2 separate regions of the Mus musculus genome follow, and region 2 is linked to region 1. Evidence: chromatin loops called from intact Hi-C (ENCODE). Cell type or tissue: left cerebral cortex. All regions are shown on one strand. Each heading gives the region's core, and the rest is flanking DNA. Links, peaks and the distances in the headings are about the cores only. Region 1 holds the start of Nfkbil1 (nuclear factor of kappa light polypeptide gene enhancer in B cells inhibitor like 1). Region 2 holds the start of Zbtb12 (zinc finger and BTB domain containing 12).

What was found. Hi-C counts contacts between places; a loop is a spot of excess contacts. Peaks named below come from ENCODE experiments on the same cell type or tissue, not always from the same donor. Only the 100,000 strongest peaks of a DNase experiment are listed, where the experiment ranks them.
Region 2: a loop joins it to region 1, with 4 times the contacts of the local background. A loop is called at or near these places in 4 of 42 quality-filtered maps.

The regions. Positions count from the first base shown.
Region 1 is chr17:35,222,132-35,237,145 of GRCm38, reverse strand. It overlaps Nfkbil1 (nuclear factor of kappa light polypeptide gene enhancer in B cells inhibitor like 1), which reads left to right and starts at 1,360. Exons shown (of 4, transcript NM_010909.5): 1 at 1,360-1,496; 2 at 1,915-2,194. The coding sequence starts at 1,440. It overlaps Atp6v1g2 (ATPase, H+ transporting, lysosomal V1 subunit G2), which reads right to left and starts at 550. Exons shown (of 3, transcript NM_023179.3): 1 at 301-550; 2 at 1-29. The coding sequence starts at 382. In left cerebral cortex, for the core only: CTCF peaks have their summits at 602 (motif pointing right), 2,195, 4,921 (motif pointing right) and 6,571 (motif pointing right); DNase peaks (open chromatin) are centred at 1,268, 2,071, 3,840, 4,941 and 2 more places; H3K4me3 peaks cover 2,513 bases; H3K27ac peaks cover 3,623 bases.
Region 2 is chr17:34,884,983-34,899,996 of GRCm38, reverse strand. It overlaps Zbtb12 (zinc finger and BTB domain containing 12), which reads right to left and starts at 5,438. Exons shown (of 2, transcript NM_198886.3): 1 at 5,228-5,438; 2 at 3,153-4,776. The coding sequence starts at 4,756. The coding sequence ends at 3,377. It overlaps Ehmt2 (euchromatic histone lysine N-methyltransferase 2), which reads right to left and starts at 1,027. Exons shown (of 27, transcript NM_145830.3): 1 at 744-1,027; 2 at 431-637; 3 at 81-337. The coding sequence starts at 1,023. In left cerebral cortex, for the core only: CTCF peaks have their summits at 5,602 and 8,442 (motif pointing left); DNase peaks (open chromatin) are centred at 4,618, 5,086 and 5,683; H3K4me3 peaks cover 1,770 bases; H3K27ac peaks cover 1,737 bases.

The DNA of each region.
Region 1 (15,014 bases), core at 1-8,000:
CTTCGCCTGCTTCAGTCGCCGGGCCTTCCCTAGAGGCAGAAGGACAGTGAGTGTACACACACACACACACACAACCAGGTGCGTTAGTGGGATCAGTGCCCTCTAGAAAGTTATCCAGTTTCCTGTCAACCAACCAAATGCTAGACTGTAAAACCCACCCGTTTCTTCTACCCTAATAGCCTCAGTCCCCCATCTGTCCTCATTGTCCTTGGGCTTTTTTTTCCTAAGGACTCAAATGCCCGCTATCCCCTATTCCTAAATTCTCCTTCCATATTCCTAAGAGAGGAAAGGGGGGCTCACTCTTCCTGGCATCGGCCACCTTCTCCGCTGCCCGCTTCTCAGCCTGGAGGAGCTGCTGGATACCCTGGGTCTGACTGGCCATTTTTATCACTAGAGAGGATGCTGTTCCGAAGGCGACCGAGGTACCAGACGGCTCCCACCCTCCAGCGCCTACTCCTCCGGGCCCTTGATGCGGTCCTCCACTCCCACTGGGTCTTAGCGCTCCCGTTTTCACTCAGTCTCCTGCACCGGGTGGGTGTCTGTCATCCTCACACTGATGACTGGTCCTCCTCTCGAACCTCACTGAGGTAGTACCCGAAACGGCCGCCCGAGGGCAGCAGAGACCAGCCCTGTGCTGACTACTGCAGCAGGTGCAGGGCCTCTCCGTGTCACCAGGGTCCACAGAGATGGGTCTGGGGGAAGCGGAGGGCAGAGTGTTTGGGTGTGAGGAGATCTTGGTTGGTGGTCTCGAAGGAGACACAAAGGCGATGAGAATGGTGTGGGAAGGTAAGGATGCGCTTGGACACAGTACGCTGGGTTTCACTTACACTCCCAACTGTGTCTCCACGCCTCCCTCCGCCCTTACCCCCTCTTTTCAGCCTCCATCTTCTCTTCAGACTTTCCCCCCAAATCTGAACGTCTGCACACATCTCCCTGCTCTGTCCTACGTTTGCCTTGTTAGTGTCTAACCATGTGTTTTTCTTTTTTGATCTACCCATATACTTGGCCTCATTGTGGTTGTGTGGTGTGTGTGTGATTATGTGTGTGTGTGTGAGATTGTGTGTGTGTGTTTCGAGACAGGGATTCTCTCTGTAGTCCTGGCTGTCGCTGCAGCTCGCCCTATAGACCAGGCCTGCCTCTGCCTCTGCCTCCCTTCGAAAGCTCGCCTCTCATCTTCCGCTTGCAGGAGGACCCTATGTCGCAAATTGTCTTATTTCCCCTCCGGAGACCTAATCACAAGTCACCCAGTCCGAGCGTTCGGTACGATTTCCGGGATGGAACACACAGTTCATTTCCGCCCGAAACTTGCGCGTGTGCTTGCGCCATTTCCTGCATCCTGGCGCGCCTCCTCCCTCCCCACCTCCCTTCTCCGAGCGTCTTAAGCCCAGGCCTCCGGCCTCCGTCTCTGAGGGTCCTTGGGGGGGCGGGGAGCAGGTCTGATGAGTAACCCCTCCCCCCAGGCCCCAGAGGAAGAAGCCTCTACGTCTGTCTGTCGGGTACATTATATTCCATTTCTAGATCGCTCTTTGAATTTGTGACTTTTCTCCAGATTTGTGGCTAATGAAAATTGCCCCCATCTGGCCTTACTTGATTTTTGTTGTTGTTGTTGTTGTTTCCCTCCAAAGTTCAGAATTAACTTTTTTCTTGGGCTCTGGAACCTTAAAACAACTATGTATCATTTTCTCAAAAATTACATCAAAAATTAACTCTGTGATTCCCCCCTCCCCACCAGCCCCCAACTCCAACCCCATCCCCACCCTCCGCCCCAAACTTGCCATCTGCTAAGGGATGAGAGTTTAGAATAGGCCTTATCTCTTGCTGGAGATGCAAGGGGGAGGAAATAGGAGGTAAAGGGAGAAACGGGGAAGAGCGGAGCTGGGACCTCACCGCTGCCATTTCCCACTTCTTCCTCAGCCCCAGAGTTGTTCCATGGCCTCCGCTTCCCGCCGGCACCGCCGAGAGCGACGCTTCCGGCGGTACTTGTCTGCAGGACGGCTGGTGCGAGCCCAGGCTCTCCTCCAGCGACATCCCGGGCTTGATGTGGACGCTGGGCAGCCCCCGCCTCTCCACAGGGCCTGCGCCCGCCACGATGCCCCTGCCCTGTGCCTGCTGCTGCGTCTCGGCGCTGACCCTGCCCACCAGGACCGCCATGGCGACACGGCGCTGCACGCTGCTGCCCGCCAGGGCCCTGATGGTGAGTGGGTCCGTGGGAACTGGTCTTGAGAAGCTGGCCAGATCTGAACTGAAAGAATGCGTGGGAAATAAAGGCCTGGTGTGGTGGCGCAGGTCTTTTGACTCTGGGCAAGCAGAGGCAGGAGAATCTCTCTAAGTATGTAGCCTACACAGTGAGCTCCAAGACTACAGAGAGACCCTGTATCATACAACAAAATAGTTGGGAAATAAGTTAGTTCTTTGGTCCTTGGGAACTGTTGAAGATCCCTGGTTGGGATGTGGCCATATCTCTCTAGTAACAGAAAAGCTTATCCTAACATCGCCCAATCAACTAAGGGGTGTGTGCTAGCATGGTGTGATTGTTTGTTTGTTTGAAGATTTATTTATTTTATGTATATGAGTACACACTGTAGCAGTACGGATAGTTGTGAGTCTTCATCTGGTTGTTCGGAATTGAATTTTAGGGCAACCGCACTCTCTCCTGCCCATATTTATTATTATAAATAAGTACACTGTAGCTGACTTCAGACGTGCCAGAAGTGGGCGTCAGATCTCACGACAGATGGTTGTGAGCCACCATGTGGTTGCTGGGATTTGAACTCAGGACCTTCAGAAGGGCAGTCAGTGCTCTTACCCACTGAGCCATCTCACCAGCCCGATTGTTTTTGTTTTTGAGTCAGGGTCTTACCGAGTCTCTCAGGCTGGCCTCTGCATCCCAAGTGCTGAGGTTGTAGGCATGTGTCTCCCACACCCAGCCGCATAGCTCGCAACTCTTTCTTTACATTTCCTAGCTTTCAGCTCAGTGACTACTTTGTTTCTTTGATGGTTTTTTACCTTGCAGTTGACTGCTCAGGTCAGATCCCAGCTCCACTCACCCCACCCCCACCCCCTTAATTTTGCTTCTCTCCTTGCATAATCAAAACAATGGCAACCTTGTAATAATGCCACAAACACCTTACAAAGTATCCATGCTTTGTCACATGATCAGCTGGGCCGGCCAGAGGACTTGAAACTTTTACTTGGTGTTATGCCGGAGATCTGCTGCTGTGTGTTAGGGATGGACTCATGTCCCTTGACACATACCAGGCGCCAGACCAGTTTTCTTCATTCTCACCAAAATTCTGTAACAAAAATCCTACTTAAGCTGGTGGTGCGGTCTGGAGGCGGAGGCAGTCCGGGCTCTGCAAACTCAAGGCCAGTCTGCTCTACATCCAAGCTAGCCGGAGCCACGGTAGAGAGACGTCAACAAAACATCTCCAGTCAGCATCGGTAGTGGCTCCACAGTGCAGACAGCCTCTTTCTAGTTCATTTGTGTTACTTACTGGCAGATAGCCAGCCCAGAAACAGCCTCCCCGCCTAGAAAGACAGGAAGTTCACAACACACTCCTGTAATCCCAGCCCTCGGGAACACCTCAAGGCCAGTCTGGGCAGGGCCTAAGAGTCTCAAAAAGTGAAGGAAAAAAAAGCCATCAAGCAGATCTCACCTAACCTACATGGCGGCTATGGTGTGACTAGTTTTATCCCGCTGAGGTTAACACTCAGGGGTTTCCTACCAGAACCCTGCACTCTCCTGCCCCTGCTCCCCCAGCCTCTTGACCTAGCCCCAGATGGCATACTTCTAGATCAGTTTTGCCAAATCCCACAGTTCTGGAAACAGCGTAGGTGTTGCCTTTGCAGTGACAGCAGAAGCAATTCCCTGGAGAGCAGCTTCCAGACTAGAACTGGAGGAGAGGCCCGTCTGTTAAGAGACGGACGGCCTTCTGCCCACAGATCAACAACCCTGCTCACTCACTCATCTCCAGCTTGGCCTCTCCTTGATCAAAACCAAAACCAAACCCAAAATCCTCTAACACAAATAAGATGGGCCTGCGTAGTTGATTTTCTTTAAGCTTAAAGAGAGGAAGGCTGCAGCTGCCTGGCTGAGTTTATTATGGGATACCTGAAGAGAAGAAGTCCCCAGACTCCTGAATACGTCCTGTGGAATCTTTATATACCACCAGTAGGGCTGTTCCAAGCAGAGTAGCAAGCCGGAAGCAGCCTCACTTCCAGTTTGAGGTTTTAAGAGCAAAAAAAATGCAATTGTGGCGTATACAGAAAGGCAGCTCTGGACAGCTGCAGCAAGCAAGCTTTGCTTACAGAAGCAGAGAGGTAGCGGTTAGATGGTCAGGCAGTTAACCTTCAGCTCAGAGTCACACTGTACAGGAATTTATGGCTGGACCAGAGACCAGTTTACTCTAAGAGCTTATAGCCGTTCAGTTCACCCAAGGTTGTTATAGCACTTAAAGTATTCTTAGGTATGCTTTCAGGAGATGTGTACCTAGATAGAGTTCAGCAGCCGGCTACAGTTTAAGAGGCAGCTCCTGGGTGGTAGCAGTGTGGTGCCTAGGGTTGCCGCTTACGGATCCTGAGGCCTGCACCCTTACCTCGGGAGCTTGTTCGCCTCCGAAACGGAGGTTGTAATAACACATGAGCCACGGACTGGCTGCAGCTTTGCTACGTAATGATAAGTTCCGCGGTTCAGTTAACTTGGCTGAGGATCTCCTAATGGTGGAATAGGCACCGCCACTGTCGTATAGAATTCTGAGAAACATGTGAAACATTTAACACACCGTGGCGAAAGTGAGGCCTCCCTGGGGAGTTTCGGGAACTTGTCTGCATGTCACAGTTGAGAGGTTGCAATGGTCCAAAGAGGAAACCATCCCTCCACACTTCTCCCAACCCCTGGTCTTTCAGACCGTTTTCCCGGCACCTGCCAGTTCTGCCACGAGGTGGCGCTCTAATCCCAACTTCATCTCATTCAGCGGCTGCCCGCTGCTTTGAAGATAGTTGAATGAGATTGATCCATTGAGCAGATTGAGCGATTGAACCTGCAGGAGTCTCCCCTCCACTCTCCTGTTAGGTCAGAGGGCTGCCCTAGGACACTGAAATGACTGGGGAGCGGGGGGTACCACACACAGTAGGGGGCCAGAAGAGGCTCACATTTTAGGCTTTGTGTGTGTGTGTGTGTGTGTGTGTGTGTGTGTGTGTGAATGTCATGGAAGATCAGTTTCAGCTGTCAGAGGGACCCATCAGTAAAGCATGCGTCAAACAGTGGCCACTCTGCAAAGAGCAAGCATGAGTGGACACTGGCAGGCAATATAGTTCTCTCCGTTTTTGGGGGGAGGGAAAAACAAGCTATCATTCTGATGTTAGGGTCTGGGGTTTAAGGTTTGCTTTGGTCTTCTTTAGGGTTTGGCTTGCTGGTTTGCTTGGTTTTTTGTTTTTTGGGGGGGGGCAGGTTGTTTGTTTTGTTTTTGTTTGTTTGTTTGTTTGTTTTTACATAGATTCTTTCTGTAGGCTTGTCTCTTCTGGAACTCAGTATGTAGATCAGGTTATCCACAAACTCAGAGACTGATCCGGTCCCTGAGCCTAAGTCCAGGGTTGCAGGTGTGAGCCCGCACCAAGCCTCATCCCCAGCCTTCGTTTTTCTCTCTTTAGTGGAGACACCACCATGTAGCCCTGGCAGCTCTTGACTGATATTCCTGACCAAGACGCAGGCCTGCACCTCCAGGCTTGTTTTGTGGTTATGTGACACTCACTGTGTGCTGATCCGTCAGCACGGCATAGACAGCATCCACTGCCTCCCTGATCTGCGCAGTGGAGCCAGAGACGGCCTTGTTTCAGAATGACTGGGCACAGTTGATGTTCCACCTATCCTTCCAGCCTCGCATTCTGCACACCCACAGACCTGTCACCTCGGCCGCAGTTGTCTTCAGTGACCCTAGCACAGGTTTCACAAGCCTTACCCCGTCAGGAAGTGGGTTGTGAAAGAGTTTACCAGAGCCAGACATGGTGGCATAGGCCTGCAATCCCAGCACCCAGGAGGCAGTGACGAGGATTACAAGTTCAAGGCCAGCCTTGGCTACAAGGCCATCCTGAGCTACAAGAAACCCTGCCGGGGTTTGGGGTGCCAGAAATAAATAGAAGGCAGACAGTAGAGAGGAGCTGTCTGCACTTGGCATCAGGAAGTGTTTTCACACCATGGTACCCTGGTCGTTTAGGTCTCGAGGGAGGGACACTTGTGTGGGCTCATGTCAGATGCTCAGCTGGATATTCCTCTACTGTGGGATACTTGTCACAGTGTAAGTTATTTCTTAGAGTCCAAAGTTGTCATGAGTTACCAGGGGTCAGACCCTGATGGGCTGAGCCTGCTTGTTAGAGAGAATTCTCTGTAGTGCTGTTGTGAGATCGACTGCAGCCTGGCTCATTGAGCTTTGTTCTTCTAATCTTAAAATTTAGTTTTGTTTTTCTATCTGTGTGTAGAGGTCAGAGGATACAGTTGTTGGTCCTCAACTCTCATTGTGCTTGAGACAGAATGTTTTTTAAGATTTATTTATTTTATTTATGTAAGTACACTGTTGCTGTCTTTAGACACACCAGAAGAGGGCATCAGATCTCATTACAGATGGTTGTGAGCCACCATGTGGTTGCTGGGATTTGAACTCAGGACCTCTGGAAGAGCAGTCAGTGCTCTTACCCGCTGAGCCATCTCTCCAGCCCATCTTGTTTGTTTTCCAACCATGTCCTCCAGGCTAGCTGGCCCATGAGTCTCTATGGACTCCCAACTCCACCGCTTATCTTGCAGTGGGAGTATTGGGATTGCAGATGTGGGCTGCTGTGGCTGGGATTACAGATGTGTGCTGCTGTGGCTGGGATTGCAGATGTGGGCTGCTGTGGCTGGGATTGCAGATGTGGGCTGGTATGTGGGATTTCAGGTGTGATTGCTGGGGATGCGAACCTGAGTCCTCAAATTTCCGTGGCAAGCGCTTTACCAATATTGTGTTCTTCCAGACCCAAAATTAACTCTTTCTGGTCTTGCTCAAAGACAGTAGCAGTCTTGCTTGATCCCAGCCCTGGGCAACCAGCCATCACAGAACATCACCCGCACACCCCTACGCATGAGGCTCACAGAAGATGGAGGCCATCATCTGGAGTTGCATCAGGGCTGAGTGCGGCCCTTGCCCACAGTGCTGATATGTCAGAGTCATGAGACCACAGGACATCAACTTTGTTGGAAAGAGGAGGTGGAGTTACTGTTGAAGGGGACCAGAGGTCAGGCTGTGACACCAGAGCAGGGGCTCCTGGGCGGTGGGAGGCAGCATCAGTGTTTACGTAGTGGCTGCTGTTCCTGAGGCAGCACCATCTGGAACTGAGAGACCTGAAATCAGGGAGACATTGATTTACCATAAGGTTGAGTAAGCAAGGGCCAAAGACACACAGCAGACTTAAAACAGAGGTTCCTGAGAGCTGAGGGAGTCCAGACGCCTAAAAGAGCTGCTAGGAGCTGCCCCACGGAGGCTGGTGAAACCCCCGAGTTAGACAAAGCAACAGCTGCTTTGTTTCTCGCTGGAATAAAGAGATGAGAAACATCTGAACACCAGGGAGGCAGCACAGACTACGATCATGCAGTTCTGAGACTTGCAAATATTTGTAAGTTAGAACAGGAAAGCTGTGAACATGGAAGAGCTGTCCCTGGACAGGACCGTGTGTCACCTTGTGTGTCATAGCCATGTGGCCTTCTCGGGAGGCTCTGAGAGTCTCAGACCCAACCTTAAGACAATAGAATACAAGCAAAATAATGGTGAGTGTCCCCTCGTCCAAGGCCAGCATCACACTGGGCCTGTGGGGAAATGGAGGGCATTAGGGTGTGTCTGTGTGTGTGTGTGTGTGTGTGTGTGTTCGTGTGCGTGCCGCACCAGCCATTGGGATGGAAAAGAACCCTCTCTCTGTCTAGGGAGCCTGAAATGTTGGGGTAAAGGTGGGACTACCCAGATAGTTTAAGAGGTCTCCTTAGGGAAAGCCAGAAAGAATCCCTTGAAATGAGCCCCTCGGTGCCTGGAGGGGGTAGGAAGACAGAGCTTGAATTGGACAGCGGGCTTCCCAGTGCAGCACCGTCGCTCTGGCAGAAGACCCAGGTTCAGTTCCCAGCACCCAAGGGATCTGGCCCCTCTCCTGACCTCTGTAAGCATCAGGTACCCACGTAGTGTGTATACATAAACGTTAGGAAAATGCTCAGACACATAAAATCTAAAAACACATTTTTTTTAAAAAATGAGTTTCAAAAATCCTATCATTAGAGCTCAGAAAGGAAGAGAAATTACCTCAGCTGCTCACTAGGATCTGGATGTGTTTAAGGATGGCTTTCACCTGGTGCTCCCCAAAAGAAGAGAGGGCTCTCCAAGCAGTGTGCAGGAGTAGGCTGCCTAGGCTTTGACTAGAACAACCCTACCTCCAGACACAGAACAGAAGCCTTACAGCATGGCTGCAGTCTGAGAAGAAAGGAGCTGACAGGCCTGCCCGTCCACTTAACTCTGAAGGCTTTTGTCCTGAGAGAGGGTTGGTTTCAGGTTGTTTGTTTATTTGGCTGTTCGGTTGGTTTTTGAGACAGGGTCTCTCTGTGTAGCCATAGCTGTCCTGGAACTCACTCTGTAGACCAGGCTGGCCTTGAACTCAAAGATCTGCCTGCCTCTGCCTCCTGAGTGCTGGGATTAAAGGCAGGAGGAAGGATTTTTATGGTAAATCCAGTTCCCAGGTTGTGTGAATGTGAAGTGCTCCCAGTCAGACTCGGAGCCGTACTCACCCTGGCACCCAGTGGCATAGCGCACAGGGACAGCACAACCATGAAGGGCTTGGAAGGGCCGAGTTTGGAGTGCAGCCTGGTGAGGTCCCTTCCTTGTTAGATTTGTCCCCACCCCCTTTCTAGAAGATGGAGGGCACAGCAGCAAGGAGGTGGCACTGGATCCTGAAGGCCTTGCTTGTTCTGAGTGACACTGGGAATGAGGACCGGGTCCCTGACAGACTGAAGGGAGCAGGGAGTCAGATCCAGGGCTCGTATCCCGAGACAGTGGAACCCTGGGATGTTGTTTGTTTTTACCACCCAGGATCTCCTAGACTTGGTGAGCAGGGTGCGTGTGCGTTAACATCTGCTTCTTAGTTCTCCCTGTCGTGGTTCTACGCTGCAGACTCTAGAAGGGAGGGGCCCTGAGACCCAGGAGGAAGGAATCAAGGGATGTGTATCAAAGGCAGGGCACAGAGCAGGCGGTGCAGGCTGAGCGGGCTGAGCCCAAGGATGAGTATGGCAGCCCAGCTATGCTGAGACAGCGTCTTGGGGACATTTTTATGGCAGCTTTGGGAAGGTTTGTCCTGGGCCAGGGTGAGGGTGAGGGTGAGCCTTATAGAGACCACTCCTCTTGGACCTCTCCAAAACCAGGAGCGTCCTGGGCCCAGGATTTCACTGCCTCATGCCAGCATCTGGGATCTCTTCTGAAGAAAAAGGTCAGACATTAACTGGTGTTCGAAGGCAGCTGCCTTGCATCTCTCCTTAAGCATGCTCCGAAAAAGTTTGTCTTGGAGAGGTAAACAAACCCATTTAGTCATTTCTTGAAGGCAACAGTTGTTGGTACTTAATACGTGATATGGCTGCAGCCAGACATCTGAATGGTGGCCCTGGGGGCTCTGGGAGCACTGGCTTCCCTGAGAAGAGGAAGATGGGACTTCCCGGGAGGAGGTGGCTGATTTTGTTTTATGCTAATGTTTATCATCATCATCTTCTTCTCCTTCATCATCATCATCTCTTATTTTTGTTGCTGTCTTCTGAGACAAGGTCTCTACATAGTCTCGGCTGTTCTGGAACTCATTATGCAGTCCAGACTATCCTGGAATAAACAGATCCTCTCACCTCTGCCTCTCCAATGCTGGGATTAAAGATTTGTGCTCCCACACATGACTTGAAAACAAATGAGCAAAATCCTAGTTTTGTTAAAACTCAGTTTCAAAGTAACCAAAAGCCTGACAAACTTGGCAGAAAACAATCTTCATGGCCAAGACAAAATCTCTGTCACTTGAAGGAGCTTTTGGTCAACGCTTCAGGCAGCATCTCCCAGACGCTAGTGTGAGGCAGAGGTTGGCCTTCAGCGTGGGTGCGCGTGCTGCACTGCACCGGGTTTCACCGGGTTTCGGTGCCCCAACCAGCTCACCCTCACCTCCAAGCTGCAGACCTTGTGGCTGACGCTCACACGTGTCAGTTTTACTCTCGTCTTAGCTTTTCCGTTTTGGAAAAGTCCAGTCATTTCACCTTAGGAGAATCTTAATTTACACATGCAGACCTTCTTCTTAACTAAAAATACCCTTTTCCTTTCCACCTTCCTCACCAAGAGCGCCTCTCCACACTCCATGCCTCTGCGTCTCCTATACACTGTCTCTTTTTACTCTTTACTTCCTGACCAGAGCCTTGTCTGTTCAGCTGCATCCGGGACAAAAGGTCTCCTGGCATCACTGCAGACATGATAGCTGACTAGGGGGCGCTTGTCTGTCCAGAGTCTTTATAACTGCTTGGATTTTTTTAAAAAGTTCTTTTTATGCTTAAAAAAATGTTGAGATAGAGAATTACAGAGTATTCCATTCCTGTAGAAGCTGACAAGGATAACAATTGACCTTGGGCGGTAATTGTCTCAGTTTAAGCCCCAGACTGGAGACATGGCCCACGGTGTTGCAACAATGTTGTGTGTTAACCTTGTAGTTGCAAGTTTTAGATTCTAGATGCAAGTTGTTCCTGCCCCTCATCCCCTCACCTCCCCCCCCCCCCCCCGAAAGAAATAGGAAGTTGTTGGGTTTCCTTGGAGGACCAGGGGGAGAGGAGAAAAAGAGAGCGGGATGGAGCAGAAGGGGTGGGGTGAAGGCTGTTCAGTGGGGGCTGGAGATTCTGTTGGGTCCAGTGATGGCAGATTCCATCTAGAGCAGTTGTGTTTGGGGCAGGTCCATCAGCGGGAGGAGACATAGACCCAGATAGTGTTTCCGCCTGTGTCAGCTGCCTTGTCCAGGGCACAGATGTCGGGGTGTGATAGTTGTTCTCTGGATGTCCTACCTGAAGTCTTTGAATGTGTGTGGATGAGAGGGAGTGCAGTTGGAGGGAAGAGTCAGAGGGGAAGGTGGGGTGCAGTCGCCAGGTGGAGGGATAGGTGCTGGTCTTGGAGAAGCTGGTGGTTGAGTGGGACCTGGCGTGGCCATCAAGTCTGTCGCCTAAGGCTGAGTTCAAGGGAGGCCGGTATGAGAGGCACCTGTTCTTGTCCCGTGCTGAGGCCATAAAGGAGGGATTTTTTTTTTCCTTAAAATAACGCCAAAGAGATCCAAGTGTAGGACAGGAGTGAAATGGTGTGTTGTGCTGTGGCCAGCCTAGTCTGGCCAGATTTCATTACAAAGGAAAATAAGGTTTTGTTGGCTGTGTCTTTTGAGAGGTTGAACATAGAGTTTAAAGAATGTGAGTCAGAGGTCATGAAACCCATCATACCAGAGATGCGCGCTCATCCAGAAGGCCTCGGAGGGCAGCAGGCCTCTTTCCAGTACTTTCCAGTACTGACTTGACTGAGGTGCCCAGAACCAGGGCATCCTCTGAGAACAGAGACCTCCTGGTCCGTGGGGTGAAATCCAGTTGGTCAGGCCAGACTGACCTCAAAGAGAGACACACAAATAGCTGGCCAGAAAAGGGGGTTCACTGCCCCTGAGAGAGTGAAATTTGGGCTACCCACGGGTCTCTTTATTCAGAAAGTCTGGCTGGGAGGAGGGAGATGAGCAGAGTTTCTTATATGGTTGTCTATGGTGCTGAGGTTCCAGCCCCCAAACCTGTCCCTTTTTCCGTGTGGTCCCTCCTCCCTCTGAGTGGAAGTGCTGTGCTGTTAAAGGTGAGGAGAGACTTACACTTTTGTCATCAAGGAAAGAGTATTTCTTCCACAGAACTTTGCATATTCGCTTCCCTGTGTGAAAGGGTGCTCCGGCAAACATGATGGCACAAACCTCGCAGGAAGGTGGGCAGGAAGAGAAGATGTTAGTGAACATTAAACGCATTGATTTAGGGGCTGGAGAGGCAGCTCAGGGGTCAAGAGACCACAATGCTCCTGCAGAGGACCCAGGTTCAGTTCCCAGCACCCAGGTTGGGCAGTTCGCAACAGCCTGTACCTGCTCCCCGTGAGAGAGTACCAGGACAGACGGGTATGTAGAGACCCTTGTATTTTTCTGGCTACTAGTTATATTTTTCTGGTACTTGTTATATTCAAGTACACTATAGCTGTTTTCAGACACCCCAGAAGAGGGCGTCAGATCTCATTACAGATGGTTGTATTATTTTGTGAGTAACCTGTTCATGTCTTCATTTATTTCCTTTGGAAATTTTTTCATATTTGTACATATATGAAAATACTTTTTAAAAAGTATTTAATCCTTAGGGCAGGAGAGAGGGCTCAACAGTTATGAGCACTTGACTGCTCTTCCAGAGGTCCTGAGTTCAATTTCCAGCAACCACATGGTGGCTCACAACCATCTGTAATGAGATCTGATGCCCTCTTCTGGTGTGTCTGAAGAGAGTGACAGTGTGCCCTCATACATAAAGTAAATAAATACATCTTTGGGGGGGGGGTACTTTAAAATTTATTTCATAACTTCATTCCAGCTTTAGGAAGGTAGGTGCTGGCAGAGGCCAGGCGAGGAAATGAAACTCCCAAAGCGGCTCTATTACCCACACATCTCTCTGTTCAGAAAAGTCTGGCTGGGACAGGGAGATGGGACTGGAACTCTCTGTAGATCAGACTGTCCTGAAACTTAGAGAGATCCGCCTGCCTCTGCCTCTCTGCCTCTTCCTACCAATTACTGGAATTAAAGGCCTGTGCCACTATGTCCGCCCTAATAAAACCATTTTTTAAAGATATATTTATTTATGTATCATTTATTTTATGTATATGAGTACACAGTAGCTGTACAGATGGTTGTAAGCCATCATGTGATTGCTGGGAATTGAACTCAGGACCTCTGTTCACTCTGGCCCAAAGATTTATTTATTGTTATATTCAAGTACACTATAGCTGTTTTCAGACACCCCAGAAGAGGGCGTCAGATCTCATTACAGATGGTTGTGAGCCACCAGGTGGTTGCTGGGATTTGAACTCAAGATCTCTGGAAGAGCAGTCAGTGCTCTTAACCACTGAGCCATCTCTCCATGAAGGGTTGTCATGCATGCATGCACAGTAAAGCCCAGCAGGCTTGCACATGTTCTGACTTAGAACACCCACCCTCGGCAGATATGTGTCCATGTCCACACTCGTGCAAGTTTAAGGCTAAAGGCTTTGGAGACACAGTCTGACAGACAAGGTGAAGAGAGGTCTGTGTCTCAGCTCACAGTGGAACACTCATTACAGTCATCAAAGAGTGAAACAAACGGCAGGTTCCTGGGGGAAAATAAAAGATAAAAAGCCATGAGGAGGGAGAGCTGTTAGTTCACCCCAGCCTGACTCCACAGTGAAACCTGTCTCATAAAAACACCAAGATGAACAGCTAGCTGCTGCTGTCAGCCTGTGTGGGATGTGTATGCCCCAAGGATTCTGTTAGTTTCAGTTGGATGTGGTGACCCATAACAAGGTAGGAGAGTCACGAGGTTGAGACCTAGTCTGCAGTTACAAAATGAGCTCTAGGACACCCTGGGCTGTGAGACCCTCTCACAACACACACACACTCACACACACACACACACACACATACACATACCATAGCCAATAAAATAAATCGGGTATTTCAAAAGAAAACAAAAACAAAATGAAGCCAGTTGCCAAGATAGGCAAATACCTCTGAGTAAATGGGCATAGTGTGGCCACAGCTCCAATAACTTGCCGTGTGCACAATTGTATGGAGCAAGGTAGGACTCGAGGTTGCAGCAGACTGTTCGCAGTTATGATGTTAAGCTGGATATGTTGGTATACACACATACACACACAAAATAAAAAGACAGAGTTAAATCTTCCATATGAGCCTGGGCCTACTCAGAACATATAAACACACACATAAGCACACACTATGCACTCACACACTCAAACACACTCTGTACTCTCACATAAATACACTGCATTCTCACACATAAACTCACTGCCTCACACTCCCATAAATACACACTATGTATTGACACACTCATAAACACACACTGCACTATTGCACTTGCATAAACATACATTATGCACTCTCACACACAAACTCTGCACTATCACACTCACATAAACATACACTGTGCACACACATAAACACTGCACTCGTATAAACACACTATGCACTGTCACACACTGCACACACAAACACTCTGCACTCACATAAACACATACACTTGTTAACATAAACATACTGCATGCTTATACACACATAAACACTGCACACTCACATACACACATAAACACTGTGCATGCTCACACTCACATAAACACACACTGTGCTCTCACACGCTCCATACACAGTCACACCCTGCAGTGAGCCCTAGTGGGAAGAAGTTGAAGGACGGAAGCCAGAAGCAGGTCTGCTAAGTGGGACAGCTCGGGAGGGTTTGTGGCAGATCACAGCAGGAAGCCTGCCTTGCCCTGCTCCCTGATGTGGTTTCAGAGTGGATTGGCACCTTGGCCTGCTGTGTAGGCCCTTCCATCCTGCTGGCAGTTACAGGTCAGCCCTGCCTCTGTGCCAGCCTCCTGGTAAGTGAGCTAACTTCCTGGAACCAGCAAGGCCTGTGTCCCATTTCCTTCTACTCTAGGAGAGGAAGTAGGGCCCCGGCCCGAATGCTGCCCCAGCTGCTCGCCTCCTTCTGGCTCCTGATGGAGGCAGGTGGTGGTCCCAGCTGCTGGGCTTCCCTCGGTAGGGTGAAGCGATGGCATCTGGCTCCCCTCAGTTTACCTGGTGCTCAGGCTCAGGAGCAGGCACCCAAGGTGCTCGGTCCTTCCCTGCCCTTGGCCACCATCATTTAGGAGGGACTCACTCTGCGCTGGCAGCACCTGTACGTCACTGCC
Region 2 (15,014 bases), core at 2,506-10,505, 340 kb after region 1:
CACCAACAAAAACAAAACAAAACAAAAAATCCGACCCAGAGACTCCCCAAGTCTCTCCACCCCAACTTCCACACTCTCACCTGTCCGTTGCTAGGTTTGGACATGGTTTTCCGGGCTCGGTGCACTTTGGGCTGCCCCTCCTGGGCGGCAGTTGTTGCCGGAGAGGGTTCAGGCCCAGCAGTTGCAGCTCCCTGGGCCCCGGGCATGCTCAACAGCCTCATGGCCAAACTCTGGACCGAGGGGGGCGACTTTCCTGCCCCTGTCATTGACATTTTGGCCCGACTGGGACAGGCACCCCCCTTGCTGGGGGAAGAGGGGAACGACTTTGTGGCATGGCCTAGAAAAGAGGCAGGCAGAAAGGGGGTGCAGGGTGAGCAGGCATGCAGAAAGCCCCTCTGCGCCCCGTCTCCCTCACTCCCCAGTCTCTCACCCAGCACGATGCGACCCCCATCTCCCTCCAGGCTCTCGGGTTCGTCCCCGATGAGTGATGCGGCCCCGACAGGGGTGTCAGCCCCCTCATCGCCGACGGTGACAGTGACAGAGGCCGGAGAGGAGGGGCCGGCAGGCTCCAAGGAGTCGGGGTTGGCCTTGGGAAGGGTCTCCTCACTCTGAGGGGTGTCCCCCAAAGAGCTATGAACTGTCGGGAGGGGAAAAGAAAAAGTTCAGGGCTGAAAGCTCCCGGGATCCCGTGTTGGGGGTGGGGAGGGTGGAGGTCCGGTCGGGCCTGCTCCTGCTGCACTCACCTCTCTCGGCGGCTCCTCGGGGCTCCTTCTCCAGCAGCAGCGCCCCCATCTCAGCGGGGGCCTCCCCCTGGGAGGGGAGACAAGGAACCGGGGGGCCGGTCAGCCCGGCAGGCAGCTGGGGGGCCCAAGACGCCTGGGCCCTGGGCAGCGAGAGCAGGCTTCGGGGCCTACCTCGCCCTCGGTGGGCGCCCCCCCGACCGCGGCCGCGGCCGCCCGTGGGGGCCGCACGCCCCCGCCCCCGGGCCCGCATCAGCCCCCTCCCTCTCGGCAGACCCCGCATCTCTGGGGCCGGGAGCAGAGGAGGGGGAGGGGGCGGGGCCTCCGCGCCCCGGCCCCGCCCCCTCCTCCCGGCTGCACGCGCCGCTCCCCCTTTGTCCCCCAGGCCGCGGGGACCCCGGCCACCAACCCCTGCAACGCCCGCTGCGCCCCAGCCCGGCGGACGGCCCCTCGCGCCCCTCGCGCGGGCTCCCGGGGTCGCGGTGCCCACCGCCCACGCAGGGGCAGCGGGCGGCGGCACGTGCGACTCGGCGCCCACTCCCCCCACCTCCCACCCCCTGGTCCCCTCATCCGCCCCCGGTGTTGGCCCCCTGGTTTGCTGTAAGTTCGGCTCGGGCCCCCCGGCCCCGTTGCACCCCCGGAGCATTGCACGAGCGCGCGCTTCCCCCGGGCGCGCGCGCGGGCATGCACCCGCCTCTCCCCCTCCCCTTCCGCACCTCGGCGGCCGCCGCCGCAGCAGCTCCCGCCGCCGCCGCCATCGCCGCTTGCGCGGGGGGCCGAGCCGGCGCGCGGCCGCCCCGGGTCACGTGGACAAGGAGGGAGGGCGAGAAGACGCCTTAAAGGAGCCGCTGCGGGCCTCTTGGCCATTTTTGCCCCCCAGAATGGCCCTGGAGGTCCAGAACTGGGGCCTGTAGGGGAGAGGGCGTTCGCTCCTAGCCTGGGCTCCGCCGGGAGCAAGGGTGAGGCTCGACTGGGCTGTGGCTTCCCTGTCCCCGCCCGGTTTTGGGAACACGTGTAGCCTGAGCCTTTGCAGCTGCCGCGTGTGCCTTTCCCGTTCTGAGCCGCCAGATAGAAGGCTGGGACTATATCAGTTTTGAACTTTAGTGCACAAGAAGGGGCGACAGAGACTCACGGAAGACACCTTTACTTCTGGGTCAGTGTGCTTTTGGAAATCTGGGGGAAGTGTCTTCGGTTGCACTAGATATGTCAACTGAATGCAGCGGAGACCTCAATCTATTGACAGTAACTATTTCTGCCCAAATACTTCTCCATGGAGGGGGGGGGTCATGGTCCAGCAGACAGCTTAAGTATGATGGTAGACACAGCAAGTATACAACCCTGAACACTATCGAGGGCACCATCCCCCTCCAGGCATTAAGTCCTAGCCAAAGCTTGAAAATGCCTGTATGGTTGCTCACACAATATTGGACAGACAGGTACTTATGTTACTGGGCCCAAGGCCAATTCGGCATCTTATGGGAACTGTAGTCCTCTTTGGATTAAAAACTTTTCAGAGCTTTCTGGGAATTGTAGTCTTCTAGGTAATCAACTATAAGTTTAGCTGGTATTTCAACTTTCCTTAAAACTTGAGCAAAAATATGCAACAGATGCCCTTTTGCCATCTCTGTGGGTTCACTGGTCACCTGTGGCCCATGGCTTGCACTGCCACCAAACCCCGCATGGTTTATGCCAGCACCAGGGTTGCCAATCACTGTGTGATAAGGTTTCTGCCTAAGTGTTTAGGGCGTGTTCCGAGTCTCTGCTTGAGGCTCCTTTTGGCATGGGACTACAATTGTTAGCGCTGGGAGAATCTATGGTGGGTAGTCACACACATGCAATTGCCAGAATATAAAGAAAAAATGTTTTTGTTTGTTTTTTTTGTTTATTTTTATGGAAAACAAAAACTAAAACCCCAAACTCCAGAAAAAATCCTAAAAAATAGTTTTCTTTAAAAATACTGTATGTCTCTACTCCTCTCCCTCCCCCCAACAGCCCTCCTTGTGTCCTTTTTTTCTAAGTGCCCTGCCCCCCCACCCCTCCGCTACTCACTGTTCTCGCTACTGTAGCCTAATGTCTCATTACCTACCCAGGTTGCCCACCGTGTTCTCTTACCTGGCACATATCATTTCATTTCCGGTGAGCCTTGTATCTACTTTCCCACTTCCCCAGCATGCAAAAATCTCCTCCCTTCCTTCTGGTACTTCATACATGTGTCGCCCTCCGCTCCCTTCTCCCTGTCATCTATTCTAACCAGGGGCAAGTAAGCTGCTTCCTGGCAATCCCCCTACAATTCCCACCCCCACCCCATCTCAAGAAACGCTAGAATCCCCCCCCCCCCCAGCCAGCTTTAGCCAGGAAAGAGCTGTTCTCCAAAACTTTCAACTTTGCCTTTTTTTTTTTTTCCCTCTCTTCCTCCACATCGTTTATGCACCTCTTCAAAAAAGAAATCTTTCTTTGGGATCCCACATTCCCTCAGCCTTATCAACCCTGTCTCCGGCTCCATCTTTTTCTTCTGCTCTTTGAGGCATGGTCTCTCTCTCTCTCCAGTCTTCCTCCCTCAAAATGTTTGCCTGCCCTCAAACCCCGCCCCTCCCCAATTCTGCCGGGCCCAGGACCGCCCCCAGCCTCTTGGCCTTTCAGCGGATGAGGACATTGATCTCAGCCACACCAGCTTCCAGCACGTTCTCAGCTGTGGTTTTGCCATGCTGCTCCTTGAGGTGCCGCCTAATGGCGGGCTTGTGGGCAAAGCGCACGTCACAGTAGGAGCACCGGTAGGGCCGGGCTCCTGAGTGCAGGTTGAGGTGATCGTGCAGTGTGGACTTCTGAGTAAAGCACTTGCCGCAGATGCCACATGAATGGGACTTGACACCACGGTGGACGTTCATGTGGCGGTTGAGGTTGCTGCTGTGGTTGAACTGCTTGCCGCAGCGTGGGCACATGAAGATGAAGTGTTGCGCACGCATGTGGAAGACCAGCTTCTCCACACCCTGGAACACTTCAGGGCATTTGGTGCATTTGATGTTCTTTAAGGGGTTTCCACTTGAGAAGCCCCCAGGCAGAGGTCCCCGGCTACCCCCTGCCCCCAGACTGCCCCCCGCCCCCCGGGCAGCCATGGCCACCGCTGCTGCTTCCACTAGGCCCGAGGTGGCCCCCACACTGGCCCGGCCTCCTGGGATCAACAACAGGCCTTCCCCTTCCGCGTCCTCTGACAGGCTGTAGCATGCCTTCACCACCCCTTGCGGTGGGGTAACAGTGTTGGGGGCCACACTACTCTGGGCCAGCTCTCCCAGGTGGCTGCTCACAGAGGCCCCGATACCCAGACCCCCGGCTAGGCTTCCAGGGGGTTTGAGCCGGTGTGCCACTTCTAGAGCCGACTCCACTTTGACGATGCAGATGTCAGAAACATCTTCATCTTCATCCTCATCCTCCTCTTCCGCCTTCAGCTCTAGGTCCTCATCCAGCGGAAACTCCAGCTTCACCGGTCGCAGGAGCGGAGGGGGTAGAGGAGGTGGTGGTGGGGGTTTTGGAGCTGGCTTTGGGGTCCTGGCTGGAGGGAGGAGGGACTTGGTGGCACTGACACTGCTTAGGAGGCTAGCCTCGCTGACCCCATCTTCTTTAAGGCCTATTTTGGGCTCAATGAACTGGCTAAGGGCGTTCCGGCATTTCTCCACTACATGCTCCATTTGCAGGTAGGAGGCTGCTGTCAGGTAGTTCACGATGTCCCTGACTGCGAACTCCAGGGCGCCTGTGTAGCAAGAGAGGAGCAAGTCCGCCACAATACGCGCGCTGTGCATCAGTGAGACCTGCAGCTCAGAACTGGGGTTCAGCAAGAACTGGTCCCGGAGGAACGGTGAGCAGGCGGCCAGGATGACCTTGTGGCCACGGAATTTGAGGCTGTCGGCCACGATGGTCACATCACAGAACCGCTCCTCTGCACGGAGCTGGTTCATGTTCCGCAACGTTGCGGCCTCGTGGCCAGGCAGCTGGAAGCGCAGGACTTCCACCCCAGAGGCCATTGTGGCGGGAGTGGACTGCCCTGGGTGGGAAGGAAACGAGTCAGAGACAAAGGTCTCTGGCTGTCGGAGGCCAAGGCTCCAGACCCCTCATCCCTACCTCCCTAGTCTTGGCGCGCCTCCCTCAGTTTCCCCAATTCCAAGGAGGCGCGGTCCCTCCGAGGAGGGAGGCGTGGTTCCCGGGGGCGGGGCAGCGGCGTCCACACCCCCCAGTCCCGCAGCCCGCGCGCCCACGGGAGAATGGATAAAGGGGTGGATGGGGGGAAAAAACCAGAGGATTGCAACTCTGGGGTGGCCCCCGGTTGCAGGTACTCCTCACCCGCCTCGCTCTAGCCTGGGCCGCGCTGCTGTGAGTCCCCCTTTTCACGTCCTCCCACCGCCCGGACAGGTCGTGCACGCCCCCCTCCCACGCGCAGATCTCCGTGGCACGCCCCCCCACCCAGACTCACGACCCTGGGTGCACGCGCCTCTCACCTGGCCCGGTTCCGCGTGCTGATTTTTCCCCCCTGGTCCCCCACCCCCCCGGGGCCAGCGACGCCCCCCACACACGGGCAGGGCCGGGGCAGCGCGCAGGCGCGGGGGTGCACGGGGTGCGCGCGCGGGCCGGCTCCGCGTGGGCGGGAGGGGGAGGGGCGGGGGCAGCTCGTGCCGAGTGTTCCAAGGCCCCGCGCAGCGCAGCGTCCTCGCGGACTCGGGGCGGAGGAAGAGGGGAGGGAATTAAAGGAGCAGGATTCCCCCTCCCCGACCCCCCTTTTCTCCCCCGGCACCCCCACGCGGTTAAAGGGCTGGACAGTCGGGCCTCCCCTTTGGCCAGGATTATTTGTCCGCCAGAGCGGAAATACGCTCCACACCGCCCCCTATTTCACGCTCCCCCTCCTCTCTGCCTCTGGGGCCCGCGGCCCGTCTGCGCGTGCGTGCCAAGGCCCGCGCACTCGGCCCCGCCCCCGGCTCCTAGAGCCCCCCTCCCGCGCCCCAGCGCGTCCCCGCTAGCCCCGCCTGCCCCGCGCCCCCCAGCGCGCGCGCTCCCCGGGAACTGCGCAATCTGCGCGGCCACCTGCTCTCCAGCAAGGCGTCACTCCCGCCCAGCTGTGCGAGTCAGGCCACCTCCCAGAGCCTTGGACCTGCCGGTGGCCTACCAATCTTAGGATCACTGCTGCCCTCGGGTGCATCCTCCGCTGAATGTGTGCACAGTTCCTCAGGCCACATTTCCAGACTTTTCCAAGTCTTCTGAAGCTGGTGCCCACTGTAGTCCTGATCTAAAAGAGAATTTCACTTTCCACAAAGCCTGATGAGCCAGCGCTTGCCCTCAGCTTGTCCGGCTTAGAGCACACGGTTACGTCAATCACACTCATTCTCCCTTCTATTTTATCCACTCTGACTTCTTGCCAAGGTCAAGAACCCCACTCATACTGTGAAAGATTAGTGCGTTTCACCTTCACTGTGTAATTAACCCTGGGACTAATCTTGCAAATTGTGCAATTATTTATATTGGTACTAATGTGCCATCTATAATTTTCTCTGCACCCACTCTGTCCTGTCCCAGAAGAGGAGATGCTCCCTGACCCTAGATACCCACTCTACTCCGGACTGGCTTTCTTTGCCACTCCAAAACTACCTTCAACACAACTTCAATGTGAGTACCTGTCTTGAAGGCTAGCCCACCAGCGCTTCTGTGCACCCCAAATACCCACACTGGCTTTAAAGAATAAAGTCCTCAGGGGGTGGCCGCTGTTGCCTGCAGGTTATATTTTTTTTATTACACCCTCCAGGAAGCTTCTCAATCCTGAGGATGCTCAACTGCTTGCAACCCGATGCCCCCCCCCCCCCCAAGACATCTTGAATACAGGAATTAAGTTATGTATGGGCTGTGTTTTGCAAATAAAAGTCAGACAATAAATGGCTGGGTGTTGACATCATTGGCTTTCAGCTGGACCTGCATCCGCCCATACAAAGTTCATTCCTGATTGAACCGAATTCTCACACCCAAGAGATGCTGTTCCCGGAGAAGGCGCAGACAGCCGCGAGGCAGTACCTTGGCTGTGGTCTTTCATGTTCCTTTTAGAATTCTCTGACTTGTACCCTCACCCAGCTCACTTTGTGGTCAGGTCGTGGATTTTAGGGGGAGTGTAGGCCATTGTGTCTGGTACACCTTGTTTAAAGCCACATTCACTGCCTACTGCACTAGAGTGAAGCCTTGGGCAAATCAGTTCTCTGAATCAAGATGTCTTTATCTTTGAACTCAAGGTTCTGAATGCTTACCAGGCTGATAGAGGGTTCTAGGGAGCCTCTTATACACTGAACAAACAAACACACACTGGATCTGTGGTAACACTGGTTTTTAATTTATTTATTCATTTATTTTTAGTGTCTTTGCTTTTATGAGAAATAGACTCTGGCAGTTTCTTTGTTTTCTTCTTTCTTTCATCCTTTCTTTCCTTTTTTTTTTTTTTTTTTTTAGCCCTGGCTATACTGAAATTCACTCTATAGACCAGCCTGGCCTTGAACTCAGACATCTGCCTGCCTTCCCCACTGCCTCTCTCAAGTCCTGGAATAGTCATGCCTCATCACCACTATGACAGTTTCAAAAGAATTTTCCTTTAAAAATTCTGTTCTCTTATCTCATTTTTTTCTTTTTCTCCTTACCAAACTTTTTTGTTGTTGATTTGTTTTTTGTTTTTGTTTTTTGTTGTTTTTTTTTTGAGACAGGGTTTCTCTGTATAGCCCTGGCTGTCCTGGAACTCACTTTGTAGATCAGGCTGGCCTTGAACTCAGAAATCCGCCTGCCTCTGCCTCCCCAGTGCTGGGATTAAAGGAATGTGCCACCACCGCCTACCAAACTTTTCAAAAGAATTATCTATGGGGCTGGAGAGATGGCCCAGCTGTTAAGAGCACTTCTTTTTGTAGAGGACCCCAGTGGAATACCCAGAATTCACCCTGTGGCCCACAACCACTCATAACTGCAGCTCCAGAGGATATGACACCCTCTCCTGATATCTGCAAGCTCCAGGCACACACATCCTAAACACACACAGACACATGAATGCACACACACAGCACAACATACATACACACATAAAATAAATCCTTAAGAAATTAAAAAGGAAGAATGCATATTTCACTGGGAAATAGGAAAAACTGTCAAGTTAAAAGGAATGAGTTTGGCCAGGTGACTTCGGTGGTGCACGCCTTTAATCCCAGCACTTGGGAGGCAGAGGCAGACAGATTCTCTGAGTTCAAGACCAGAGTGAGTTCCAGGAGAGCCAGGGTTACACAGAGAAACCCTGTCTTAAAATCGCACCCCATCAAAAGAGAGAGGGGGAGGGGAGTTGGAGCTGGGAGGGGTGGTCCAGGCTTTTAATCCCAGCACTCAGGAGGCAGAGCCAGGTGGATGGAGCTCTGTGAGTTTGAGGCCAGCCTGTCCTACATAGTTTCTGGTCAGCCAGGGCTAAATAGAGACCCTATCTCAAAACCAACAGAGTTTGGAGCATGGTGAGAAGGACTCCTGCTCCCTTTCTTTCTTTCTTCCTTTCTTCCTTCCTTTCTTCCTTTGGAAGAGCAGTCAGTGCTCTTAACCACTGAGCCATCCCTCCAGCCCCTTCTGCTCCCTTTCTTAGCACCCTTGTGGGGAGTCTCCTAACAGCTTGTAACTTCAGCTCCAGGGGATCCAGTGCCCTCTTCTGGCCTCTGCCCGTACCTGCACTCACAGGTACATCACCTCCCCTCTTAAACACATATATCGGTAATTTAAAATAAAATGTTTTTAAAACTGAGAGTTTGTAAAGTTTTGTCTATTTATTTAATTTATTTATTTGACACAGGTTTTTCTCCATGTTATCCTGGATGTCCTAGAACAAGCTATATAGTTCAGGCTCAGAGATTCTGTTTACAGAAAACTCTTGGATTAAAAGTGTGAGCTCTACCACCAGTAAAAACAGATGTTTTTTTTTTTTTTTTCCAGTAAATAACATAATCTCAGGGCTCACAGTGTGATCAAATATCCTGTCTCCACCTCTTCACAGTTGGTGCTCCAGGGTGTCACCCCCTGCTCACAGGCACTGCATGGCCTAGGCCCCCCTCTCTTCCTTATCAGGCAGAGGGACAGGTGCTGAAACCTTTTCAGACTTCTAAAGAGATCTGATGCCTACTCTGCCTGGACCAGGCAGCATGGCTACAGAGGAATGCCTAAGTAACAGGAGCAGTGGAGCTGGTCTCAGGGCCTTCCCACCGCAGCTGTGTTCACTGATACCCTCATTGAGTCAATGGTGAGTGACCATTGATCATCACTGTCAGTCGGGGGATCCGGTGCCAAAAGGCTTCAAAGGGAGTACTAGGAGAAGGCTTGGTGTGGAAGAGCCATGGGTGGGAGGGGAGAACCAATCTCCTGAAAGTTGACCTCTACACTCCTGCCAGGGTAGATATACCTCCCAGACACAACCCCCACAGACCCCACTACTGTTGCAGGACAGTTGATCACACTGTGAACCCTGAGATTGTGTTATTTGCTGGAAAAGCCACCGTTTTTAGTGGTCGTGCGGCTCACACCTTTAATCCAAGAGCTTTCTGTAAACAGCATTAAATGAAGTCAGGACGGGGCACAAGCAACCAACTGGTTTTCAGGAATCAAACATAGGATTATTAAGAAAAAACCATAGAGAGTAAGAAGGAGTCAAGGAGGAGGGCTAGAGAGGCCGTCAGGAAGTAGAAGGGAGGGATATTGAGTGAGAAGGAAGTTTTTTGAGAGGGACATTGCTTTTGGGATGTTGACTGAGGAGGAAGGTCACCTGGGTGCTTTCTCTGCCTGTCTGAGCCAGCAGGCTTTCAGCACAGCATCTGGGCCCAAGTTTTCATTGTAATATCGAGCAATTGGGATTGGGTTAAAACACAGTCACCACCACTCGAATATCCGCCTGCCTCTGCCTCCCCTGTGCGGGATCAAAGGCGTGCACCAACATGCCCAGCTGTACTCCCTGGCCAAGGTTGCAGGTTCTGTTCCCAGCACTCACGTGACAGCTTACAAGGGTCTCTAACTCTGGTCCCAGGGGAATCTGGCATTTTCTGCTGGCCTCCAAGGGCACCAGACATACACATGGGGCACATTACCTACTCACAGGCAAAACACTCATACACGCAGCATAAAAATGATAAGAGTCCTTTTAAATTTGTTTGTAAAGCAAAAGTTTAACATTTAAAAAATCATTAAAGTTACTAGGGCTAGTGGGTAAAGGCACTTTCCCTCCAGCCTGAGTTCAAACCCTGGGGTCCACACAGGGGAAAGAGAGAACAGATGCCCGTAAGTCCTACGGCCTACGACCTCCACAGTGCATCGTGGAGAATGCTCCCCATAAAAAAAAAAAAAAAAAAAAAAAAAAAAAAAAAAAAAAAAAAAAAAAAAAACAAACAAACAAAAAAACATAGAATAAGGAAATGTAAGGAAAAGGTGATATTAAAATCAGACCTAGCTGGGCGTGATGGCACACGCCTTTAATCCCAGCGCTGGGGAGGCAGAGGCAGGCGGATTTCTGAGTTTGAGGCCAGCCTGGTCTACAAAGTGAGTTCCAGGATAGCCAGGGCTACACAGAGAAACCCTGTCGAAAAACCAATAAATAAATAAATAAAATAAAAAATAAAAAATAAATAAAAATAAATAAAATCAGACCTGGTACTCACTTAGCAGGAGGGCAATCATGCCTAGCCAACCACACACAGCTACTGAAGTCATGGCTCTTGGAGGAGAACCTATAACCAACCAGCACTTTACAACGTTTCCCCTAACCATATCCTAAAGATTGTCTTTATACCACAGACAAGGGTAGTCCACACCCCTCCCCCTTCAAAGAAAGTTCTCTTGGCATCAGACATACAGTTACAGAAAGCCACAACCCATCAACATGTGGACTTGTGGAGCCCACTCCCAATGGATATGACAATATGACCCTTGGACCTAAGGCTCAGGGATCATTGAGGAAGAGGGATGGAAAGACTGTCAAAGCCTGAGAATCAGTGAGTTTTTTTTATGAGACTGTGTTTTCTAGGAACATCAGAAACTCCGTCCATTAAAGTCTCACCAACATGACCACCAAACAGGAACTGGACAAGGATGGCACGGATGGACAGATGGACATGCCAGAGCAGATGGGGAAGCCCATGACGCCTCAGCCCTACACAAAGGACTGCAGGCAACTAAGGAAAGCTGAGAGCAGACGGAGCTTTCCCCAGGGAAGAGCACAGCAGTTGGTCACTCAATACCAAATTGTCAGCCAGGAAAACATACATATAAGTAACATTATACAGACTGAGCACATACTTATGTATTTAGGTATGTATATGCCATATGTATGTGTGTGTGTATATATACATATATACATGTGGTATATATACATAGATGTATGTATATATATATATATATATATATATACATACACACATATATGGTATATGTACATGCATGTATGTATGAATATATACGACACACATATATGTTGGATGTATGTAATGACAACTAATGGAAAAAGAGACCATGAACTTGAAAGAGACCGGTGAAGTTAGAGTGAGAAGTGGGAAGGAGAGAAATTATGTAATTAAATTATAATCTCAAAACTAAAAGAAATAATTAAATAATTAAAAAATTTACACAACTTGGCCTAATAGACATGCCTGCCATCCCAGCATGTGGGAGGCTCACCTCAAGACTCAGGCAGGGGGATGAGGAGACTCACCTCAAGGCTCAGGCAGGGGGATGAGGAGACTCACCTCAAGGCTGTCTTTGGCTCCTATCCTGCTGCCAGATCTCTTGAGACCCGGTGTCAAACAGCCAATATGCAGCCAGGTCTGATGGCAAAGGCTTTTAATCCCAACACTCGGGAGGCAGAGACAGGCAGATCTCCGAGTTCAAGGCCAGTCTGGTCTACAAAGCAAATTCCAGGACAGCCAGGACTATACATAGAAACCCTGTCTCAAAAAGCCAAAACTGAGCAGTATGTAAGCAAACACAAATTGGTAGTTGACCGGGGTGGCTCAGCGGTGCCTGGCCAAGTATTACACAAGAAGCCCTGGGTTCGTTTCCTGACTTAGTGATTCAGAAGGAAGGAGAAGAGACCCCTGGCAGTATTACATTGGAAACTCACCACATCTGTTCGCTCGTCTGAGGCAGAGTCTCACTATGTACCCCTGACTGGCCTGGTAAATGTAGGTTAGAGAAGCATGGAATTTATGCAATCCTCCTGCTTCTGTCTCTTGAGTGCATTCTGAGGCTCTGTCAGCTAACTAAGGACTTCTGATGTGTAGGACCCCTGCTCACAGTCATTGTCTAATGCCACTTGGCTGTGTAAGGTAGAAAAATTAAGTTTGACCCCCTAGACCAAGTTAGAGCCAAGAAAGAAAAATAGTTGGTCTCTGAAGCAGCCTGTTCTGAGAACTGGCTGACCACAGAACATATAATTATACAAGCCGGTTCAGTGACCTTGTTCCAGGACCTGGCCGACCACAAAGATTAAAATCTTGAGAACAATCTTGAGAAGCAGGGAGTTTCCCCTTGTGATTTTTAGTTCCCCCTTGTGATTCTTCACTGGTATTTTCAGTATTTTCCAATAACACCCTCCCTACCCCCTTGGGTTATGGTTTTTCCTTTAAATACCCCCTTTCCCAGCTGCTCGAGGTTGAACTCCTCTACCCCTGCATGGGATACGAGTCGGCCCCAGTGCACTGGTTCCTGTCAATAAACCTTGTGCAATTGCAGCAAGGACAGTCTCTCGTGAGTTCTTGGGGGGGGGGGTCGCATCATCCCTACAATTAAGTGAGGGCCTCCCATCTTCGGGGGTCTTTCAGCTGTAACTTCAGCAAGACTCAGACATTTGGTTCTGTCCTGTGGCTGGGAGGCAGAAACTGGGAGTATTGATAAGTAACCTGCATGGTTCCCACAGCTGGGTTCTGTGAGAACCAGTACACACACACAGACACACATACACACAGACCTCCCTCCCCACACAGACACAAACACACACACACACACAGACACACACACACAGATACAGACACACACAGACCCCCCCCACAGAGATACACACACACAGACACACATAGACCCACACACACAGACCCCCCACACACACACATCCCCTTTACCATGCACATCAACCCCTGCCTGACAGCAAGTTCAAAGTCACTTCAACTCCTTGTTTCTACTGTCTATGAATTTGAACTCGGGGAGATCTGCCGATCAGTGACTAGAACTATGTGTCACCAGGCCCCACCCATCCCCTAAAAAATTACTTGTGTGTGTATGTGTGTAAGCATAAACTTTTTGCGACCTACTTTTAATAAGGGCTCAACCTCTCCTCTAGCCCACCACCCAGCAGAGGTAGTAGAAGAGAAAAGTTGTTAGGATATGGGGGAAGCGGTCCTGTTCAGCAATAGTTCTTTGCGGGCGAGTTGATCTTCTTTGGCAGTAGTTCAGTCCTGTAGCAAACACCAAATACAGTTTAGCAGCTGCAGACCAGCCCTCTAGGCAGGTAGACACAAGGCAGCTACAGTCCAGTCCGTTCAGCAAGCAGACACTGGGTAGCTGTGGTTCAATCCTGATGAAACTGCCAGGAACCTCCTGAGCAGATCTTAGGTGAGTTTCTCTCACTGGCAGCGTTATCACAGTGGAGCTCACAACACCATGTAAAGTGAACCAATACATGTGTGTCTTTAGCAAAGAATAGCAAAGTGGAGCAAACCAAACCAATTCTCATGCTCCCCATGTCTGTGGGGTCATATTTATACTTCATCACGCATTCTTTCACGTGTTTGCTATGTCAAAACATCCTTTCACCTTTGTCTGCTTCAGGAAAACAGTCTTTCACATGTTTGCTTAAGCAAGACATCCTTTCGCCTGTGTGCCCCAGCAAAACACCATTTGACATAACTAACTTTCCAAAGAACTAGAAGTTTCCAATTTGGTGTGCGTATGTGTGTGCAGGCCTGTGCACATGTGTGTATACATGTATGTGTGCTTGTGCATGCATGTGTGTGCATTCACATGAATGTATGTGTGGGATACACATGTGATGTGTGTGTATGCATGCATATGTACAAGCGTGTGTGTGTGTGTGTGTGTGTGTGTGTGTGTGTGTGTGTGTGTATAACTATTGAGAAGTCGGCTCTCTCCTCCCACTATATGAATCTAGAAAGTTGAATGCAGGCTTGTCTGCAGGCTTATCAGCAACTCCTGATTCCCACTGAGCCATTGCTTCAGCCTCTCTGACTCCCTTCTTCCACACAACTGTTTTTGGGGGGTGGGGTGGGGTGGGGTTGAGACAGGGTCTCTGCTAGCTGAGCCTGTCCTGGAATTTGTTCAGAACTGAAGGATGACCTTGCGCTCCTGATCCTCCCGACTCAGTGCTAGAGTTACAGCCATGAGCCACCACTCCAAGCTTTTTGATCTCAGCAGTTGGAATTTTAGAAATTTAGAATATGATTTGGCTCCAAGGAACTGACTCATGGTAACTGAAGTCAGGAAACAGCTTATGGTCCCTGCAGATATAACTTCAGGATGATTCAGTGTATCCCACAGCTTCAGCGTATCCCACAGCTTCAGTGTATCCCACAACTTCATCCTTTGCTCAGTTGGGGTTTTTTTTTTTTTTTTTACAAAGTTATTTATTCATTCCCAATTTTATTTATTTATTTACTTTTGAGACAAGGTTTCCCTATGCATATGTAAGACTGGCTGGCCTGCACCGCACTATGAAGACCAGGCTGGCATTGAACTCAGAGATCTACCTGCTTCTGCCTCCTGGATGCTGGGATCAAAGGTGTGTGCCACTAGGCCCACTCAATAAGAGTAAATCTCAAAGCCAAGACAAAACACCAGCTGGGCACAGTGGCTAATGCCTTTCATCCTAGTATTCAGAAGACAGCTCTCTGTGAGTTAGAGGCCAGCTTGGTCTACACAGCAAATTCCAGGCCAGCTAGCCCTACATAAGTGAAATCTCATCTTAAAAACAAAAACAAATCAACAAAAAGTTTCCATAGATTGAGAGTGAAGCTCAGTGGGTAGAGTGCTGGCCTAGCATTCAGGAAGTCCCAGTGTTATATATGTCAGGTGTGGTGGCACATGTCTATAATCCCAGCATGCAGGGCTACAGAGAGGATTTGGGCTGTGAGAGACCTTGTCTCCAGCAAACAAGCATCACAGGCAAAAATACAGATTTGGGCTCTGTAACGCTCTGTCTTGGGCCCATCTTTCGGCCCCAGCTCTCCCCAAGGTGACTCTCCTGGT